Regions from separate parts of the Mus musculus genome. Here all the other regions are linked to region 2. Evidence: chromatin contacts called from ENCODE POLR2A ChIA-PET data. All regions are on one chromosome and are shown on one strand. The core of a region is the stretch at or near the end of the contact, and the rest is flanking DNA. Distances in the headings are between cores, read along the strand shown.

Region 1 (4,797 bases), core at 158-2,657, 130 kb before region 2:
GATCTTGCAGGCCCTGCTCCTCAGCCCCAACCAGGAGCTGCAGCACCGGGGCACCGTGGTGGTGCTGAACATGATGCAGTCTTCGAAGGAGATCGCCGGCACCCTGATGGAGAGTGAGGTCCTGGAGATCCTGTCAGTGTTGGCCAAGGGCGAGGAGAGCCCAGTCACCAGGGCTGCCGCAGCCTGCCTGGAGAAAGCAGTGGAATATAGACTCATCCAACCCAACCAGGACGGAGAGTGACGATCGGCCCGGGGCCCACAGCTCACGCATCTGTCACCCTTCACAGCTCTGAGTCAGCACTGGGATGCTCGATACTTGCCTCGCCTCCACAGCTGCCACAGTTGCACTTTGGTGTTCTCAGGACACACAGCATACAGCCCTGCCCTGCCAGCACTCAGGAGGGCCCTGTCTGTACTGTAGAGAGCTGAGGCTGGGGGACGTACATCCCATTCAAGCCTGAGGATTATGGGCATCAAGAAGGAAGGACACAACAGCATCCTCACATGCTGGGAGCATCATCAGAGCCTGCCAGCAGGCTCACCCCGCTAATAAATTCTGTGGAACTAAAGCATCTGTTTGTTGTTGTAGGCGGGGCTGCTGAGGGTGGGACACTCAGGAGCAACAGCTGGACATCAGCAAAGTGTGCTGTAGAGCGCTGTTGCTGTAACAGAAGGAAGCCAGTGGGCCCATGGAGAACCTTTGTAGACAAGGCCTTAATATGGGTAGGACAGGCTGGCTTCAAACTGATAATCCTTTCTCAACCGTTAAGAGTTGTAGGAATTACAAGTGCCAACACCCACGCTGGTTTCTTTCTAAATCCTGGTGAGTTAGCCTAAAGCTTAGGAAGCTGATCAAATTTCAGTGTCTTTTTTTTTTTTTTTTTTTTTGTTTGTTTGTTTGGTTGGTTTTTTCTTTTTCTTTCTTTCTTTTTTTTTTTTTTTTTGGTTTTTTTTCGAGACAGGGTTTCTCTGTATAGCCCTGGCTGTCCTGGAGCTCACTTTGTAGACCAGGCTGGCCTCGAACTCAGAAATCCGCCTGCCTGTGCCTCCCGAATGCTGGGATTAAAGGCGTGCGCCACCACTGCCCAGCTTTTTTTTTTTTTTTTTTTTTCAGTGTCGTTTTTTTATGCTGGTCCTTGGATACATTTGTCATGATATTGTGAGTTTTCTGTGATCTCTACCCAGTCTGTGTTTGGAATTTGGGGTCAGTGTGCGCTTCCCTCGGGGAAAATACATTTTTCTGTAACTCTGCCAGGTTGAAGGAGAAACAGGACTCAAATAGATTCCCTATATGGCTAGGAACACCGGTTTCTTAGAGGCTGGAGTCCAGGCTTGGCACTCATTGGCTCAGTACAAGTAAGTGACAGAGCCTGGGCCAATCAGTGAAGGCACTAGTACTACAGCTTCCTGTTTGGCCCTCAGTCCTGCGCTTGTTCAGTAGTGAACGACCTCCTTCCTTGTTCAAAGGGAATGGAGGGTGTCAGGGCTTGGTCTTCGCCCGCCGTTTCCCTCGGATCGTCAAGAGTATCCATTCATTCAGTGGTTCCAACCGCGTCCACTGCTGTTGGCGCGCACAGGAGACTTCAGCCTACTGCCTGGTGGCAGGTAACCCGGCGCATGTGTGCCGGTCAGGCGCGCCCCAGTGGTGACGTCACCGCTCGTGCCTGCGATTGGCTCCGAAAAGCTGGCGCACCGAATGACCGCGTTGCTTGGCGCGGAGGCCCTTAAAAAGTGCTTTACTCCGCCGGCCATCTGTTCCCCGAGCCATACATTACTATGCGCTGCTCACTTTCAAGGTTTCCTGCTTAAAGGGCTTTCCTGATGAGTTGAGGGTACAGGCTAATGGGAAGATGAAAGATTCCTTTGGTTGGGGATCCAGGAGCTGTAGTCTCAGATCTGACTTAAGAGGCTCGAGAGTGTCTGTAAAATTCTGATCCATTCGAGTGAAGTGGCGTTGCATTTTGAACCGCGCGACTGTCTCCCAATTTCAGCCTGAGCTCCCTGGGACCCATAGTCATCACATTAAGTCAAAGGAAAGGCGCAGCAAAGACTTCTTGAATAAACGACCGAGTAAGGTCCAGTGGAAATTGTCCAAATGCCTCTGAAACCCGGTAAGAGCCAATGGTCATTTTCGTCGTTAAATTCTACTGTGTAAACTAAGCTAGGACTGTTTACACTTAAATTTTGATTTGTATTTATTGCAAACAGTTCTGCTAGGTAGATACAAGCAGTGCTGTCCCCACTCGCCTTGTAAAACTGAAGTTGTGCAATAGGATCCAGGTGCACAGGCACGCCCACCTAGGTCCCAGGTGTTTATTCTTCTTGTTGGGACGAGGCTTATAAATCCATAGGACACGGCTCAGCTCCACACTTGCTGTGTGATTGGGAGTCTAGAGAAAAATGGAGTCAATTTGAATGGAGACTCGGGGTTAAAGTTCTCAAGGCTAAGAGACTGGAGCTGTGGGCCTCAGATCCTAGTGTTGTATCTGATCTCCCACGTACATGCCTCACAGTTCCCTTGTGGTAATAGAAATAAGTTCTGGGTTGCAAAGAAAGAGACCACTGTTAAGGCCTAGATGGAAGGTTAAGGCCTAGGTAACCGTTACCTGGACAGCCTGCCATTATAAAGAAACTTTCTCATGTTTGTGCTGTTCCTAAGGAACTTTCTAATGCTAAGATTGATTATATAGTTATGTTCTGTGCCCTTGAAACCAATCACGATAGAAGTCAGTAGAACGACTTTGTATAGTTACCCTTGGACCCGAAACAACCACCCTGCAGCACTTTCTGCACCTGTGTATAAGCTTTTATAGTGTAAGCTGCCCCTGGGATGGGCCCCAAGGTAAGAGAGTCACCTGAGCCAATATAAGGAACTATTTGGAATAAGACTTTCATTTTGGCTGGGCAGTGGTGGTGCACGCCTTTAATCCCAGCAGTTGGGCGGCAGAGGATTTTAGAGTTTGAGGCCAGCCTGGTCTACAAAGTGAGTTCCAGGACAGCTAGGGCTATATAGAGAAACCCTGTCTTGAAACAAACAAACAAAAAAAGACTTCCATTTTGAGTAGGGGCCAAGTAGAGTTTAAATTCTCAAGACCTCCCTGAGAACTGACATCCTATTTTGCAGAAAGAAACATGTGTGTGGGTAACTAATCCTGGTAGACAAGTTAAGATATGAATATTGAACAAGAAAGAGAAGAAAGAAAAAAAAAAAACAAAAAGAAAAAAAAACAACAAAAAAAAACAAAAAGAAAAAAAAAGATATGAATATTGAACAGTGCACATCCTCTGCTACAGCTGAACACCCCAACCAATGGGAGCAGGATAAGTGTACAACAAAGACCTGCACCCACAAAGTAGCTCACAGCTGTCTCTAAGTCCCGTTCCAGGGCATCCTAAACCCATACACAGACACACATGCAGGCAAAAAAGCATGCACAGAAAATAAAATAATAAAATAAGGAATACCATGCCCCAAATTGGGTAGTCGTGTAAGACTTAGTCCATGGAAATTAAGGAGGAAAGAGAAAAGGGTCACTGGTCATTGGACTTTGAGAAAACACAGGGTTTACTGGTGTGTGTGTGTGCAACATTTTCAAAATAGTCTTACAAGGGACAGGGAGATAAAGATCTAGACACCAGGCCAGCTAGAGAAGTACTGGCACATGCCTTTGATCTCCACAATCAGAAGGCAGCGATGGGGCGATCTTTGTGAGTTTGAAGCCAGCCTGTTCTACATAGTGAGTTCCAGGACAGCAAGGGCTTGTGTAGAGAGACCCTGCCTCACATTAAAAGGGTGTGGGGAAGCTTAGTGGTGAAGGGCACTGCTGTTCTTGCGGAAGACCTGGGTTCAGGTCTAGCACCCACATGATGGCTCACACTCCAGTACCAGAGGGTCTGATGCCCTCTTCTGCCCTTTAGTAACACCAGACACAAACATGGTGCACAGACAGACATGCAGGAAAAACATCTCTACACATATTGTAAAATAAATCTTTTATTTTATTATTTTATTTTCTGTGCATGCTTTTTTGCCTGCATGTGTGTCTGTGTATGGGTGTAGGATGCCCTGGAACGGGACTTAGAGACAGCTGTGAGCTGCTTTGTGGGTGCTGGGAATTGAACCTGGGTCCTCTGGAAGAGCAGCCAATGTTCTTAACCACTGAGTCGTCTCTCCAGTCCAAAATAATAAATCCTTTTTTTTTTAACCACTTCTTTTTTTAAAACCATTTTAAAAAAAAAGCTATTTATTTGTTTTATGTGTTTGAGTACACTGTAACTGTCTTCAGACACCAGAAGAGGGCATTGGATCCCATTGCATATTGATTGTGAGCCACCATGTGGTTGCTGGGAATTGAACTCAGGACCTCTGGAAGAACAGTCAGTGCTCTTAACCGCTGAGATGTCTCTCCAGCCCCACCCCACCCCCCAACCCCAAATAATAAATCTTAAAAAAAATTTTTTTTCTTGCCTTGAATACAAGTTTGACTTAAAAGACACATACTTAATATTTCTTACAGCTGTACGCTGGATTTGAGCCAAAAGTAGAAGTGGTCAGCTGCAGACAGTTCAGCAGTCAAAAATCTGGTAGGACCTTTGGCCAAAGCTCTGCTCCGTGGACAGTAGTGGGATGGACTCCGTTTGCCCGGTGATTAGGATGGCATACTGTCTCTATTTTACAGGTAGTGCAACTTCAGCCCCCTGGAAGGCAGGATTTGCCAGCGTTCCTAAGGTGTCCTGTTTGCAAGAGTCTCCTTGGTTTGCAACCTTAATCTTGCATCCCTTAATCCACACCACAGC
Region 2 (4,143 bases), core at 877-3,376:
GTCTGGTCTACAGAGAGAGATCCAAGACAGCCAGAGCTACACAGAGAAACCCTGTCTGGAAAAACCAAGAGGAGAAGGAGGAGGAGGAGGTGTAGCATCAGGCACCCAGACAAACTTGCTGTGTGGTGAGAGATGTCAGAGTCCAGTGGGCACATGCCTCCTAGGCAAATATAGAAACTTTAGAGATGACAGATTCTATATCTTGATGTAGTGTTGGATTTTCAAGTGTTTGCAAATGTACTGAGCTTTTTTTTTAAGATTTATTTATTTATTTATTTATATGTGTGTACACTGTAGCTATCTTCAGACACTCCAGAAGAGGGCATCAGATTTTTGTTACAGATGGTTGTGACCCACCATGTGGTTGCTGGGATTTGAACTCAGGACCTTCGGAAGAGCAGTTGGCGCTCTTAACCGCTGAGCCATCTCACCAGGCCCCTGTACTGAGCTTTATGATCTTAAGATCTATGCATTTTGCTTTATTTAAGCTCTTTGGTTTTTGATAGTCTCACTTACATAGGCCAAGGTGGCCTAAAACTTGCTATATAACCCACACTGGCCTTGTACTCTAGATCTTCTGCCTCCGCCTTCTCAGTGCTGGGAATGTAGGGTGTGCCACTGTGTCCCGCTAGAAGCTTGTATTTTATACCTGTTAGCATGGGAGGTAAAAAACGAGGGAGTAGGGGAGCAGACCAGGACTGAAGAACCAAGTGGAAGAAACACACACTGACAGAACAGTAGTAGAAAGCCTCAAGAGAAGAAAGAGGAAATTATGGCAAGAAAGACTGAAACCAGAAAAAGAGCGAACACATCTGCCTGAGCCTCCCCTCTCGCTGCCTCACAGCCAGCCTATCACAGTCCACACTCGCCCCTCAGCCTCTGCCCAGGTGCACGCAGTAAGATGTCCTTGGGCATGCAGGAAACCTGCCAAAGGGCTCTTGCCAGGTCTGCCCCCTCTGACTCCCACCCAGGGGAGCTAGGCGCTGGACTCCCACAGTTACTCTGGAGTTGTAGCTTTGTTTGTGGCCATGCGGGGGAGGAGCCTCCTGCCAAGCCCAGTGGAGCTTGAACCCAAAGGTCCCGCCCACCCTTCCTTGGGCAACATTCAGGCTCCTCCCACCCCTTCCCCCACCACCGCGTACAGACTGGCAGGCTGCCTAGCAAGGTCTCTCAGATGTGAACTGGCTGTGGCCCAGCTGTCTAGGCCCTGGCCCCCTGCCACCATCCCCTCGTAGCCCCGAGCCCTCTTCTTATGCCAACCTGCAGCTGCGGTTCCCCACCCTGCCCCGGTTAGGCACGAGGCTATGTCTCCTCCCCAGGGGCCAGGCAGCAACTTGGGCTGCAGCAGCAGTACATTTACATGAGGAAGTCACAGCAGCAGACACAGTCCGTGTGTGCTTTTAAATCTTCCAATGATTGCCAGGCCTGAGAGCTGGGCACTTCCTTGGGAAAGGCAGCACCCTCTGCAGTAGAGGGCACCCATCCAGGGTCAGAATCAACACTGTCTTCAGCTCTCTCAGAAAGCTTTCCATGGGGTCTGACAACTGCCCCATTTCTTCCCAAACCAGCTTCTCCCTACAGGCCCTTTGCTGTGCTCCCCACTCCCTACCCAGAATATGTGCCCCGTAAAAAGGTAGAATTCAGTGGCGGAGCATACAATAGAGAAGAATGCATCACTACCCATTATATACGGGTCCTAAGTGGACCATAGTTAGCTGCTTCTCCTGTGATAGTAATACTATATATAGTCCTTTATGACATGGTTAGGGAACATGACAAGATAGCACCTATAAAGACAGCACACTGTGCAGAGTGAACGCCCCATGTCCCAGGCTGGTATAGACTCTCCATCTGAAAGGAACCCCATGGCCTTGACATCTTAGAAGCCCTTGGAGAAGCAAGCCCCTTCCTAGTCCTCCCTCAGGTTCAGCTGCCTCCTGCATACGTGGTGCTGAGGCTGCAACTCTCCTGAAGAGAAGGAACCAGCCCGCCCAGCCCAAGCCCTGGGCGTGCCTACTGTGGCAAGCAGCCCACCACACAGCGCCGCCCCCACTGGGCCTGTTAGGACCTGAGCTGGCCACTCCCTGGGAGGGGATCCCCCCACTCTACAGGGCTGTGGTGCAACCAGCAGGGCTCAGCCTGTCCCTGCCCAGACAGGGTGAAACATGAAATTGCCACTGTCACTCCTGTGCTCCCTACAGGAGTTCAGGAGGTGCTGTCTGTGACTATAGGCCTGCCCAGTCAGGGGGACAGGGGTGACCCCTGAAACTGACAGATCGCTCTCAGATAGCTGCAGCTACTCAGGCGGGAAGGCGGGATCCTAGGCCAGGTGGGGATGGGGTCAGAAGGTTAAGGACCTAGCAGAGGCTCAGCCTCCAGTCCAGCTTAGGAAACCATGTTCTCAACTCAAGATCTCAAGTCAAAGAGCCAGACACAGGCTCATGCTTGTGGTCCTTGAGGGGCTGAGGCAGGAGGATACCTGTAAATCCCAAGGCCAGCCTAGGTCACAGATTGAGTTCCAGGCCAGCCAGAACTACTTAGCAAGACCCTATCTCAAAAGAGTAAAGATTGAAAAATAAAAACCTCTCTTCCAATTTGCCATCAAATTCTTCCCTCTAGATCCACTTTACTCTGACCCCCAGACCTCTTATGAAGGCCAGCGCCATGCCTCAGTCCCCAGAAAACCAAGCTTCCTTCCCAGAGACTTGAGGCTCCTCAGTTCCCTCTTCCTTCCCACAGAAGAGGAGCTCTTTAGCTCCAAAGTTTCTGTCGTCTTAAATCATCCTGGCTGACACACCTCCCGCACACAGCGTTGGCTGCCATACTGAACCAAGAGAAGCAGGGACAAGCGAGCCTTGGGGGCGTGGTGGAGATGAAGATGAGTTGCTACTGGTCTCCCGAAACTCCAACATCAACCTGTTGTGCCAGGGTGGCCATACCATGGAAGCATGCTCACTTGCCATCCTAAAGAAGTGCTATCAGGTCACTCATAGGGAGATGTTATAAGCCTCGAGCTTGGCTGGGTCCCTCTGGCAAGACTAGAAAAATCCCAGGGATCCTATTGCCAGATAGAGCCCTGTGAATGTGGCATATCAGGATCTCTGGGGCTTGGACTCAGCGGGAGGATCCTGGAGCAGGCTATGTGTCGCTCGCTCCCCACGGCTCTCACAATCCTTGAGAGAGGAGATGGAGAGTTCCATCACGATGCTGTGAGCTTCCAGTTCCTCGCCTAGGTATATGACCTATGCCTTCCACCACCAAGTGGATCTCTGTGAGTTCGAGGCCAGCCTGAGGCCAGCCTGATCCACAACTTGAGTTCCAGATCCACCAGGGCTACACAGAGAAACCCTGTCTCAGGATGGAAAAACAATGAACCTTGCCTTCTTTCTTTTTCTTTTTCTCTTTCTTTCTTTCTCTTCTTTTCTTTTCTTTTCTTTTTCTTTTTTTGTTATTGTTGTTGGTGGTGGCAAGACAGGGTCTTACTGTCTCAAACTTGCCTTGAACTTGACTCAGGCAGACCACAAACTAACTACTCTCCTGCCTCAGCCTTCTAAGAGATTGGAATAACAGGTGTGTATCACCACACCCAGTTATAACCATTTCTTTAAAATGTGCTCATCTTCAGAAGCAAGGAATTTACAAAATTTGCCCTTATTCGGTAAAGAGAAACCATCCTTCCTTTGGAATACCTGTGTAATTTCCACATGAAGTATTTGGCAACCTCCCCCCTACCTAAATCAAACCTGACAGTCATTCAGGTAATATTTCCCTCAGTACTGACTCTAAGTGAGGCATTACGCTGATCTTTTCACACTTAATAATTTTTAACCCTCACAGCAGAGGGAAATCCCACTACACAGATAACAAGCTGTACAGAGAAGTTCAGGGGCTTCCTAAGGCCACATGTATTGGAGGTGAAGACTTGGGGCCAAGGGATCTGTTGGCTCGTAAGTCACGTGATCACTACACCAGGAAACAGAATTTCAGCCAGGTGTTGTCTCAACGTGCAAACTGGCTCCACTTTTGATGATATAAGTAGCTGTCTTTCTTTTCTCCCTCCTTCCCCTCCCTCCTTCCATTCAGCTAATACTATTTCTTGTTCACTTGCTGCCTTTTAAGCATGAGTCAAACTGACGGAAAGGA
Region 3 (4,465 bases), core at 293-2,792, 170 kb after region 2:
TCGGAACCATCACGCAGGGCGTAGAGATACATTAATGACCGTTTTGGATTAGTTAAAGCCCACACAAGCACCTCCCTGGCCTCTTAAATCTTCCCAAACTACAGTTTAGACTGGAGGGAAGCAGTTGCAGGGACCATAAAAGTCATCTTAAAAGGCAAGTTGAAAAAAAAAAAAAAAAAAGAAAGAAAACCAACAACCCGCTACGCACGAGTTAGCAAGTCCGCAGCTGGGGCGGAGGGGTGGGGGGTAGCACCGAGGCCGGCTCGGTGGGGTCTGAGAGTCGTGGAGGGAAGACCACCCGATTCGGGGGGCTCCTCCGTCTGACGCCGACGATCACGCCCCACAGCTCCGTCCAATTAGGAAAATGACCGCGAGGAGAGGGAGAGGGGGCGGCGAGGAAGGGAGGCCGAGCCACGGGAGGCTCGAGATCTGCCGTGGGGATCTGCCCACCGGTTCCCGGCCCGGGGGGTGCGCCTTCAACAGGTCGGAGACGGGGCCACCGAGGTGGGCCGGGGTCCCGCGCTGGTGACGCCCGCTGCCCTCGAGGGGCGCCCGGCACGCCAGCTGCGCGCTGAGCCCTAGCCACCCTGCCGGCCGGGCCGCGCGGCCACCCCACCCGCTCCCGGAGTAAAAAGTTTGTGGGCAGCCGCAGGGGCGGGGCGGCGAAGGGTGAAACTTTGAGTCCCGGGCCGGGTGCGGGGGGAGCATCCCCGAGCGCCGCGACACCCACGTGCGGGCCGGAGACCGCCGCCGCCGCCTCCCCGGCCTCCCACGCTACCGCCGCGCTTTCCTTTCATTTTGCTGCTTCTCTGCCTGTGCCTCTCTCTCTCTCTCTCTCTCTCTCTCTCTCTCTCTCTCTCTCTCTCTCTCTCTCTCTCTCTCTCTCTCTCTCTCTCTCTCTCTCTCTCTCTCTCTCTCTCTCTCTCTCTCTCTCTCTCTCTCTCTCTCTCTCTCTCTCTCTCTCTCTCTCTCTCTCTCTCTCTCTCCTCTCTCTCTCTCTCTGTCTCTCTCTCTCCTCTCTCCTTCCCTTCCCCCTCTCCTCCCTCCTCCTCCCCCCCTCCAGACGCCATCTCTCTCTCTTTCCCCTTCTCTCGCTCCAGCTCTCCGGCATGAGGGAATGTGGAAGTGAAAGGAAAAGACGACATGTTTGCCTGCGCGCCGCCGTCCCCGGGGAGAGGCGGGGGGCGGGTCGACCGCGGCCGCAGCGACCCACCCCCGCGCCCCCCAGCCACCCCGCCGCGGGCCGCCCGGGGGCTGGCGGGGCCGCGGGCTCGCGGGACACTCACCCTGGGTCCGGGCGCGGCTCCTCGCGCTGGGGGCCCTCGGCTGGCCGGGCCGGGCGGGCCGGGGGCTCCTGCTGCCCACCGCCCGGGTTGCAGCTGCGCGCCGCCTCCACGCGCGCCCGCCCTGCTCTGCCACCCTCCCTCCGGCTCCTCTCTTTCTCCCCCCCTCTCTCTCTCCCTCCTGCTCTCTCTCGCGCTCGCTCGCTCTCTCGCTCGCGCTCTCTCCCTCCCTGGAAGAAGGGAATGAGGCAGGGCTGACGTGAAGGGATGCTAAACAGCTCCTCCTAAGCCTGCTCGCAGAGGAAGAGAGACAGAAAAGCAGCCCTTTTATCTCTCTTTTGTTTTCTCACTTCCTTCCACCCCCCCAGCACCCCCCTCTCCTCGGCCCAAGTTTTCTTTTTCTCTTTCTACCGCAGAGAGGATTTTTCTTCTTTTCTTTCTTTCTCTCGCTGCAACTCTCCTACTCGAATTGCAAGCCTGGAGGCTTCTCTTTTTTTTCTTCCCCTTCCCTCTTTTCTTCCTCCTTCCTCCTTTATTTCTCTAAAAGGGTTTTGTTTGCTGTGGGAGTTTCGTTTGAAAATCGAGTCACGCCTTTTTCCTTCTTTTCTTTCGCCCTCTCCCTCTTTTTTTTCCCCTCCTCTCAGCAGAAAAGGGGAACAAAGATTAACAAGCGGGGGAGAAGGGAGCGTCAGAACCTCGCATGGAAATGGGGGGGCTGTCCCTGCCAGGCACAAAGGGGGCTCCAGAGAGCAGCCCCCAGGAAGTCTGGGGTGCCCTATCCCAAATAAGAGCTAATGGGGGTTGGGGTCGGGGGAGCCCGAGTGGCCAGTCCTTCCGAATACGGGTTAGGGCTCAACCTGCCCCCTCCCCAGTCAGGGGTGGAAGCTGGGGGTGCTCTTCACTTAATATATTTTTTAAGTGGGCAGATGGGACTTAGAGCAAACGTCGCCGCAGAGCCCTCAACAGTAAAGAGCCTTTAAACAGCTGTTCGCAGAGCCCTGGACGGTCAGACTCGAGGGAACGGCCCCGGCTGCTATCACCGGGACCCGGGTGCGAATGGGGTTCAGAGGAGTTCGGGGTCCCTCGCATCCTCCCCAAGCCCAGGGCCTAGGCTCGACCCCGGGGTGCACTGCTGGAGGGCGCCGAGGCGTGGTCGTTCGCTGAGGTCTGGGCCCTTGTGGCTCCCCGCGGGGCCCGGGGTTCGGCATAGCCTGGCCTCCTCCCAGCTCTGGGACAGGCCGGACACCCCGCCTCCAACCTCCCGGACACCCGCCACTCAAGAGCTGCGCCGCTCGACTCCGACGCATGGGCGGGTACGGAGCCCGCGGACAGAGCGGGGCAGTGTCGCCACCAAGGGTCAATTATTCATGGGGCGCCTGGGCGTGCTCCCAAGACCAGCTCTGTCTTCGGCTTCTCCAGAGGAGTGGAGACAACACGGGGGAAAAGTTCCCAGAGCAAAGTTGGCCACATTTCTTATTTTCCCAAGTAAGTATTGAGCACCTGCTGGATGCCTGGCCCTTGGACTGGGGCTGCAGCTGGGCGAGAAACGTGAGGTCTCGGCGGGCCCAGACAAAGCGAGGGAAGCTGTGGCTCCGGACCAGGTCACCGAGCTGAAGGGAAGCCTGGATCCTCTCCCCTCCCTGCGCTCTTCCTTCCCCTTCCCTCCTTCCTCCGGGCTGCATCTCCTTGGCTCCACCCCTTCTCATCAATTCCTCCCACACTTCCCTGCTCTCCCTGGCTTTTCACTGGAGGGTCCCTTCTCCCAGCGAGGAGCAGATGCAGAGCCCCATTGTCTCTCCCCCAATGACTGCAGCCTCCCAGGGATAGGACCAGCCACTCCTTCCCCTCCCCCCAGCCCAAAGGCCTGGGTCTTTAATGACAGGAGCCCCAAGGCCACTGCCCCTCGCCCCACCCTACACCAGCTCACGGAGCTGTGAGCAATGACTCCAGTCACTCAGAACATGATTTATTTCTGGCAAGGAGTGAGAAAACAGAAGCCAGAGAGTTTGGTTCAGCAAGAAGGACCCCGTGATTTCAGGCTCAGCACACTGGGTCTCTAGTGACCTCAGCACCTTCACCAGCCAACAGGGAATGCTGGAAGCCACAGTTCTGTCATCACCTGCCCTCTCCAGAACACCCAAGTCATATTTTCTCAAAAAAAGACAAAGTCCTCTCTGACAGTCAAATAGTCATTCAACAACCATTCGCTTCTGTGCCTGCTTCCTGCCAGCTCCCCAGCCTGCAACTAAGGACTTAACCACCAGAGACACCATCTCCTTGTTCTGGCTTTGCAAACTGGTAGGAGCCCGAGAGAGCTGGGCCTCAGTCAGGCATCATTGGTGCATACTTGTAGTCCCAGCACTTGGAAAGCTGAGACAAGAGGATTGCCAGGAGTTTTAGGCAAGCACAGACTACATATTGAATAATATATTAGCCAAGGCCATTATGGCAAGACTTTGTCTCAACAAAACTAAAAAGAGGGAGGCACAGTTGTGCATGGATTGAAATCCCAGCTTCTGGAAGGTAGAGACAGGAAGAGCAGAAGTTCAAGGTCAGCCCAAGCTATGTAGCCAGTTCTAGGCTGGGCTATCTGAGACTCCTCAAAAAAGGGGTTTGGGGTGGGGCTGGGAGAGACAACAGGTAGCTAGGTGCCTTATGAGGGCATTGAGAAAGCAACTCACAGGGGCTTGGGCAAGGCTGGCCAGCGAAGGTTTCCTGGAAATCACTTCTAGATAAATAGGGATGTGCCAGCCAAGAGCATGAGATGGAGCCAGGTGTTGTGGCACGGGTCTTTAATCCCAGAACTTGGGGAGTCGAGGCAAGCAGATCTTGGTGACTTTAAGGCTAGCCTAGTCTACATAGTTGCTGGACTGCCTGGATCTACAGACCTTATCTCAAAACAACATAAAAAACTTGGGAGAGAACAATTTGCCTACGGGGCAAGAAGGGACATTCCTCTAAACTCAAGGAACAGTTGAGTTTTAGCAGCCAGACCTGTGATACACGCCTTTAATCCCCACTCTCGGAAGAAATAGACGCAGGTGGAGCTCTGACTTTGACACATCCTGGTCTACATAAGGAGTCCCAAGCTAATCTAGACTTTGTAGAGAAGTCCTGTCTTTAAAAAGAAAGGAAAGAAAGAAAAAGAAAGACTTCAAGTACTTGGTGTAATACAGAGTACA

Evidence for each region. ChIA-PET counts read pairs that join two places held with the same protein, here RNA polymerase II (POLR2A).
Region 1: POLR2A ChIA-PET joins it to region 2 with 12 read pairs in embryonic stem cell. The contact joins the promoter of Rccd1 here to the enhancer-like site in region 2. POLR2A ChIA-PET finds 5 or more read pairs at or near these places in 3 of 5 experiments (Patski and embryonic stem cell).
Region 3: POLR2A ChIA-PET joins it to region 2 with 10 read pairs in embryonic stem cell. The contact joins the promoter of Zfp710 here to the enhancer-like site in region 2. POLR2A ChIA-PET finds 5 or more read pairs at or near these places in 3 of 5 experiments (Patski and embryonic stem cell).

Annotation. Positions count from the first base shown.
Region 1 is chr7:80,321,064-80,325,860 of GRCm38, reverse strand. It overlaps Rccd1 (RCC1 domain containing 1), which reads left to right and starts at 1,407. Exons shown (of 9, transcript NM_173445.4): 1 at 1,407-2,111; 2 at 4,518-4,584; 3 at 4,680-4,797. Unc45a (unc-45 myosin chaperone A) reads left to right here. Exons shown (of 20, transcript NM_133952.2): 20 at 1-569. The coding sequence ends at 241.
Region 2 is chr7:80,189,559-80,193,701 of GRCm38, reverse strand. It overlaps a transcript of Sema4b not described here. Among named protein-coding and RNA genes, the nearest start is that of Sema4b, 7.0 kb to the left of the region's middle. Within about 2 kb of position 2,126, at least 1 of the 3 ENCODE cell types and tissues checked has a DNase peak (open chromatin) inside an H3K27ac peak, as active enhancers do.
Region 3 is chr7:80,023,305-80,027,769 of GRCm38, reverse strand. It overlaps Zfp710 (zinc finger protein 710), which reads right to left and starts at 1,542. Exons shown (of 5, transcript NM_175433.5): 1 at 1,287-1,542.